Regions from separate parts of the Mus musculus genome. Here region 1 is linked to region 2. Evidence: chromatin contacts called from ENCODE Hi-C data. All regions are on one chromosome and are shown on one strand. The core of a region is the stretch at or near the end of the contact, and the rest is flanking DNA. Distances in the headings are between cores, read along the strand shown.

Region 1 (4,020 bases), core at 1,474-3,973, 91 kb before region 2:
TGCATTGATATTTGATAGAGGTAAATAATTCTTAATTTGGCGAACCAGTCTGTTCCAGATGACCCATGCATGTTAGTACAAAACTGTAAGTGGGGAAAGACATATTTAAAGCACAGGATGGGTGACTGGGTTTCAATGTTAGTCTCTGTGAAGCTATGATGGTGTTAAATTCCACATCATGATTCACCTTCAGCAACCCTGTCTTAAATATGCATGTAAGTATGTATGTATGTATATGTATATATGCATACACACACACACACACACACATATATACATACACACACACATGGAATGGGGTGTGCACATGCCATGACACAATGCACGGAGTTGGACTACTTCTGTGGGCTTTAAAACCCATTCCTTTGTCATTTTGCTGGGCCAAGTTCATGGAGAGATAGTGAAAATGCCTGCATTACTCAAGTACAGAGAGCCACTGGTGTCCCTTGAAAATCAAGAGCCAAAGGTCTTGGTTCTAAGAGTTAAAAATAAACAATGACCTCACTGACTTGAGCATCCAACTGGACACATCCTCTAGCTTCCTGCTCTGAGCTTCACGCCCACGAAGCATGAGTGGCTTGGTCCTTCTAGCCACAATAACACTCACCCTCTGCTGTCCTGCCTTGAGGTACCCAGTTCCTGTACCAGGAGCACCTACCCCTGTACCTCCCTCTGCCACTGAAACCAGCCCTTTCTTTCTATTCCGTCTTTTTCTTTTGTCTTTGGGGAAGAATCCCTTTCCACTCTGGTTTTGGAGCCACTAATTTTTTTTTTTTTTTTTTTTTTTTTTTTTAGTGCGTGTCTGTGTGGGTGAATGTGTGGAGGTCAGACGTCAGAGGGAGATTTGCAGAAGTCAGTTTCCTCCTTCTACCATGTGACATGGGTCCGTGGGTCCCAAGGATTGAACTCAGTCCATCACACTTGGCACCAAGCACCTTTACCCACGGAGCCATCTCACTCTTGAGAATGTATGCTTCTTGAAAGCAGGGAAGTTGTTTCATCTCTTTTCTTCCCTTGGAGTGACACTCCCAAGCCTCCAGAGATGAGTGGAGTGGAATCTGGAAGCCCGACAAAACTGCCTATGCCCCGGGGCCCTTTGTGTTGCCAGACACTCTTCACTAGAGGGCGCCCTCAGCCGGTACCAGGACAGAGTCCTGTCCCTCTCTCCCTCTGAGATGGGCGGGGTCTCACTGTGGGAGGAGCCTGATTCACTATGGCTTCCCAATTTGCCACATCAGATATCCCCCTCAGCTGGTGGGACACTCCTACTAGTGGGAGAAATCCTCTCCATTACACAAGTGGAGAAATGAAAACAAGCTAGAATGGAGGAAGTGGAGTACCAAAAAATGTTGTATGAGGCATGGCTGGAATCTGGAACCAGTCTCTTTCTAGACTCTAGGGTTCTGCTTAGAGACAAATTATCCATTCCCACATTCTCTCAACAAAACCTATTTAACACCTACTATGTGTTACGAGGGGGGGCTCATTGGTGAGCTAAATGCACAGTCTACTTTCTAGCCTGGTTCAGCACGCCTAGGCAGCCTGGTCCTTCCCGCTCTAGCCCTTTCCTCCCGAATCTTTTCCTTCCCCAGCAGCCTCCCTGCACAGCCATCTGCTGAAACTCCGCTTGCCCTCTTGCCCAGGACACAAACAGCGAGCAGTCCTCAAAGATGGGATCCAGATTCTTTGGCACCTCTGTGCAACTCCCACCTGGGTTGGGGCACGTGGAGGTGGGGGGGAGTCCTTCTCTGAGACCCCCTATTCTTTGGGGTTTCCTTTGGAAAAGCTTAGGCCCTTGCTACGTGCACCCCAGGACTGGGGAAATGGTTCAGTAGTTTGCCAAAGAAGCATGAGAAGCAGAGCTCAGACTGTCAGGACCTACACAAAAGCCCTGCAGGTATGGCAGCCTCCTGAGATCCCAGCACTTAGGAGGCAGAGATGGGGACCTCCAGCGTAAGCTGGCGAGCTAAACTTGTGGAATCAGGAGCTCTAGATACAGTGAGAGACCCAACCTCGATAAATAACAGAGAACAATTGAATTGAAGAAGACTACTCTGACATCAGCTTCAAACTTACATACACACACACACAGACACACACACACACGCACAAATATACACACACATAGATACACACATTCATACATGTGCATATACACTACGCATACCATATGCTCACACACACACTTGCACACACATGCACACACATGCACATACTTTCTCTCACAAACATACACACACATGAATGAACACACACACACACATATTCACACACATACATATATACACATACACGCACACACACTACACACGGCACACCTGACATACCCCTCGATACACACACGCAAAAGAAGAGTCCATCAAGACTCTGTCCTCCTGCCTCTTAGTCACCACATTCCCAAGGACAACACAAACCTTGGAATGCAACCCCATGAGAGCTGGATTCTGTGGGAGGGGCAGCAGGGGCGCATTAATTCACTCTTCTAGCACCAGTTACTAGAGCATCTCTGGGAATGAGCTGTCTCTTTGTGTCCAGGAAAGAAGGCACAGCCTCTTTGTCTTTCTTGGAAGACCCTCAGGGATGCGTTCATTGGACATGGCCTCTGTGATTCTTAGGGTTCACTTTGGTTGGTGGGCTTATGGAAGGTAGCTTGGCTCCCCCACCCCAACAGCCCTGTAACAGCACCCCTGTTACAACAGCCTGGCTTCCTGGAGACCAAAACCACAAGCAGAAGGTAGAGGCGTGAGACACTCACAGGCTGGGCCTGTGTGTAGGAGAGAGAGTGCGCAGCACACAGGGCACTGAGAACAAGAACAGAAAGGGCACCACGGGTGAGACAAGCCATCGGTGGCACAACCGTCTCCCGGAACCAGGATGGCACTTCCTATGGGCAGGCGTGAGTAGCAGTGGAGACAGCACCAGACATGTGGCTCTTCCTTGGGATCGCTGGATTGCTGACAGCAGTTCTCTCAGGTAGATCTCTTCTGTCACCTCCTACAGCTCGTGCTAGGGGACCCGGGTTCTGTCTGCTTGGCCCCTTGCTAGCTGTTTCCTCATGGCCACCTTTGTAGAGCCTTTTAACCTAAGACCATCCTGGTGTGACAACAGCTTGGGGCTTGAGGTGACGCAGGGACCCCTTAAAGGGCCGGATGATGCTCTCATCATAAAAGGCCTCCTGGGAGTGAGGTGAACGAACCTCATGCCTGACTTGGGGCCTAGGTCTGAGGAAGGAGCTCCCCACGCATCCATAGGTGCAGGAAGCACCCGCTTCTCCCACCTTCTTACCATCTCACAGGAAGGAAGGAACGACTCCTTTGAGAGGGAGGACCAGCCAGCATCAGTATTTTCCATGTTAAGTCCCAGAGTGGGGTTCACCAGGACCAGAGACAGAATCCAGGGAGACCCAGGGGACTTCACTCTTAGTGACTTCGGTTCAACCTCTTGGATGAATTTGAGACACAAATGATCAAGAAGGCTTTTGAGTTCCTGAGCTGCTAAGTGCTGAAGTAGTCTTGCATAGTCTGGACTAGGGTTCTGGAGCAAAGGCCCAAGGTCGCCAGATACTTGATAGAGTGCACAGGCCAAGCTAGCAGAAACAGGCAATACACAGAGACTCAGGAATCCCTGTACATGGCAGGCATTCACATTTCAGGGTAGGAAGATGGTATAGAAACAGACTTAGGGTCTAAGGAGTTAGGTCTGCCTTACAGAAGGGGAGCCCAGGCAGAGGGATGGGGACATAAAGCTGGTCAGAGGTTATGAGCACTCGGGGAGTTCTGAAGTGTCTTCTTTCTGTCTGGATCTTCAGGCATTTCATCCAAGTCCCCTGGTGTTAATTGGCATGTGTTTTGCCCAGTAGAGGCCTGGGCTTTTGCTGTCCTTTCTTGACCAGCTGTTTCCAAAGCACTGGCTCTCGGAGCTCAGCCTCCTTCTACTCAGGCCGACGGCAAGGCCTTCTGCTTCTTCCTATCCATCAGTGCCACCACCTCTGCCTCTCTTAAGAGGCCTGACACAAGATCA
Region 2 (3,977 bases), core at 1,138-3,637:
GTAGGTCAGGGGTGCACTCCCTAAGCTGGGTAGGGAAGATGGACAGCCAGCCTGAGCTGGTCGTGCTCAAGGCTGCCAGTACAGAAGATCCCAGTGACTGAGTCACTCAGTCACTCATCAAATAAACACTTGGAAGGTATCCATCCTATAGATTTCACTTAGTCATCCAACCAATGTTGATCTGCTTCAGGCCCTCACATTCCTCAGCTCCCATCCCCCTCCCCCCTTCACCCTCACCCCACCTCCTTGTGGCTCCTTTGCCACCTTCTCCCCACCCCCATCCAAAAGAACCAGTGTTGGAATCACTGAGGAGTGACCCAAACCAGAAAGTCCAGTAAGGCAACTCTCCAGAGGTTACCTGGTGTCGCCAAGGCAATAGGGCAGAGCCTGTCCCTCGGAGGCTGTTGAGGTTCTGAAACTGGCCTAGGGGGCTCATCCCCCCTCCCCCACCTTTGCCTCCACCAAGCGGCGGCATGGAAAACCCAGCCAGCTCAGCTGACTTCCTCTTGTGTCATGGAAAGTGCGGGTGATAGGACAGGAAACTGTCGCCTGGGGTCTGGGGTCCCCAGCTGGCACAGGACCTGAGGTCTAGGGGATGCAAGGTAGAAAACTTTGTGGGGTAGTTACTAGGGAGTCGGTGGCAGGGGAAGAGCTACGGACCTGGAGTGCAGGGACCCCACCACTAGGGTTCCCTCCGGTACACAGCCAGTAACTGAGGTAATACATTCAGACTTCTATGAAGGTTGGAACACATAGTGAAGCCACCTAGTAGATCACACTCAGGCCTGTGAAGGGGAAATAAATCTAAAGCTCCGGGTTTGGATTGCCTTTGATAAAGAAGTGAGTCTGGAGGTCTGTGGAAGGAGATGTCGGTTTCCTTGTGTGTGCATGTGTGTGTGTGTGTGTGTGTATGTGTGTGTGTGTGTGTGTGTGTGTGTGTGTGTGTGTGAGTGTGTGCATGTGTGTGTGTGTGTGTGTGTGTGAGTGTGTGCATGTGTGTGTGTGTGTGTGTGTGTGTGTGTGTGTGTGTGCGCGTGTGTGCACATGCGTGTGCATGCATGCATATGCGAGGGCGTGGGCTGGCTGGTCAATGGACAGTGAAGCTCTCTATAAACTGTGAGGAAATAGGCTCCGATGGGCACTTAAGAAACAAAGGGATGCTAGGGATACAGATCAGTTGAGAGTGTTTGCCTTGTAAGCATGAGACACTGGGTTCCAGCAAAGGAAAAAATAACAGACACACCAGGTAGGGACTGTCCCCAGCACCCAACCCATCACCACCACCAGACAAGAGTTTCTCTGTGTAACATCCCTGGCTGTCCTGGAACTCACTTTGTAGACCAGGCTGGCCTCAAACTCACAGAGATCACCTTGCCTCTGTCTCCTGAGTGCTGGGATTAAAAGGTGTGTATCACCATGCCAGCTGCATTTCTAGTTCTTGCATATCATTGATAATGTTGAATGAATGAATGAATGAATGAATGAATGAATGAATGAATGAATGAACGAATCTAGATCCAGAGACCATACAACATGGAGATCTCACACCCAACATGAATATCTATCTCATACCTAACATGGAGATCATACCCAAAATGGGCATCTCACACCAACAGGGAGATCTCTCTCTCTCTCTCTCTCTCTCTCTCTCTCTCTCTCTCTCTCTCTCTCTCTCTCTCTCTCTCTCTCTCTTTCTCTCTCTCTCTCTCTCTCACACACACACACACACACACACACACACACAGTGCTGCAAGTTCAACTCAGATGAAGACACTCTCCTCCCCATACTTGCTGGTAAAATATTACTCTTGGATTCTTAGGCACAGCAGCTCCCGCTTGTAATTCTAACATTTGTGAGACTGAAGCAGGAGGATTACCACAAACTCCAGGCTTACATGGGCTACCTAGCAAGGTCTTGTTTTGTTTTGTTTCTTTGCTTAGATCCCCATAGGGATTCAACTCAGATTATGGACTTCCAGCCCCGTACACCATCAGGAGTGAGCAGGGCTTGTGTCTTGGTTTTCCTTATTGACCCTGCAATAAGACCTGAAGTTGCTCGCCTGCACAGTCCCCACCCCACTCAGAATCCTGTAGGGAAGGCTCCTGTCTCGGGCCCTTGCCCTTTTACCTCGGGTGAGCTCTCCTGAGAGTAGAACGACCTCTCTCTGGAGTTCCCAGCCTCTCTCTGCCCCACAGTCCCATCCCACAAGGACACCTGGTTCTGCCCAGCCATGAGAATGGCCAGTGGGCACTACCGCAGTTCCAGGCACCTCGTGCAGGAAGCTGACAGAGACTCAGGCCTCCATTCTAATTGGGGCAGGTGGTTTCACAGGGAGGAAGTTGACAGTTCAACTTCAAACAGGGTTGGCAGTGACACAGGCCCACACTGCCTGCTTCCCCTTTCCACCCCTGTTTATGCCCCCTCCCTCCAAGACAGTAAGACACTGAGTCAGACACCTCTCCTGGCTGGCCAGCTGAGCTCACTGAGGCTGAGGCAGCAGAAGGCCATTATCCATGGACTCCCACGAAGTGCTGCTGGCTGCCACATACCTGCTGGGAACGCTGGGTGAGTCTCTGCCGGTACTGGGTACTGCCAGGCTGAATACCTGTGCATACCGGGGTGCAGTAAGAGGATCTCAGTTCTTCCCAGGTCTGACTCTGGGCTCATGTGCAATAGCAGGGAGGCTTAGGGTCACAGAGGTTAGGTCAACTCCCCATTCTCCGCGGGGCTCTGCGCGTGCATTGCCAAGCCTGATCCACTGTCTTTCTCAGCTTTGGGTTAGAAGTCAGTGTGCACTTAGTTTCCAACCTGTGCAGCCACCCTCTCCAGGGTGCCACCTAGAAATGCCTGGCCTTTATTTGGTCACCTCCAGGGAGGCACAAACCTGATATTGAGGATGCTCCGGGCAGAGTAGGCTGCGGCAGAATGGTCCATTTATAAGGATGCGGAAGAACAGAGAGATGCCAAGCTCAAACAGCAGCCCTATGTCAGTTCTAAAGGAGTCCCCAACTCATGAGCCTTGCTCCAAACCTGAGACCCTGCTGGTGGGCCATCAGTGACATCAGGAAAGTAAGCGATTCTTGACTAGCCAGAGGTATGCTGTGGGCGCTAGGCCTGGAGGCCCAAAGAGATCCTCCGGGTCACAGCATGTGCACAGAGCAGAGCAGAGATGTAAACTGACGTGGCGGGGTAAAGGCTGCTGGATGCCAGGTGGGATGGAAAAGAAGAAATGGCTTTCTACTTCACAGAGAAGGGTTGGGGGCTTCAGATACCCACTCTGTACCTACAAGAGCTAGGAGTGAGTGTGAGAATGTGTGACTCTGGATGTGGAGGGGTGCGTTTTGAATGTATGTATCTATGAGAACTGTGTGTGCACTCTCCTGGACACTATATGACCTCTTCACTCATGTTAGCATGACTTGGATGCCCACGTACACACCCCTTGTGCATTGGACAGTAAGAGGTACACCATGCCTGCTTGACAAATCTTGGCTTGCTTCCTGGACCTTACTAGGACATTGATGTGGTCCCTTTGGTCCTGAGAATCTCAGAAGCCAAGCCTTTATCCCCTGCCCCAATCCAGGCCTTCTCTGCAGTCTCAGACCCACACACAAGGAGACAGGACCCACCCATGGTCCCCACTGGGCATGGAGTGAGCTCTTGGCAGGACTGCAGGTACCCCTGTTCCATGGAAGCCAGAGTCCAGAAGAGATGGAATCGAACCATCACCCCAGTAGAGTTATCATTTGGAGGCCTGGGAGCACATGGTCCCTGTATGTTGCTAGAGTCTTATAGGTAGAAAGTAGTTTCTTAGTCGTGGGTAGGTAGGGAACAGCTCGCACTTTTATTTTACTTTTATGGTCCTATGATTGAACCCAGGACCTCACACATGCTACGCAAGCTATGGCTGAGCTACAGCCTGCCACTTTTTACTTTAAAAAAAAAACAAAACTGTTTTTAGACATTTGGGTGTGTG

Evidence for each region. Hi-C counts contacts between places; a loop is a spot of excess contacts on that map.
Region 1: a loop to region 2 is called in a map of T-helper 1 cell, with 2.9 times the contacts of the local background. The contact joins the promoter of Cd6 here to the promoter of Cd5 in region 2. A Hi-C loop is called at or near these places in 8 of 37 maps with a recorded cell type or tissue (CH12.LX, T-helper 1 cell, T-helper 17 cell and 4 more).

Annotation. Positions count from the first base shown.
Region 1 is chr19:10,828,761-10,832,780 of GRCm38, reverse strand. Cd6 (CD6 antigen) reads left to right here and starts at 2,723. Exons shown (of 13, transcript NM_009852.3): 1 at 2,723-2,973. The coding sequence starts at 2,925.
Region 2 is chr19:10,737,384-10,741,360 of GRCm38, reverse strand. Cd5 (CD5 antigen) reads left to right here and starts at 2,387. Exons shown (of 11, transcript NM_007650.3): 1 at 2,387-2,566. The coding sequence starts at 2,515. A430093F15Rik (RIKEN cDNA A430093F15 gene) reads right to left here and starts at 414. Exons shown (of 4, transcript NR_027805.1): 1 at 359-414.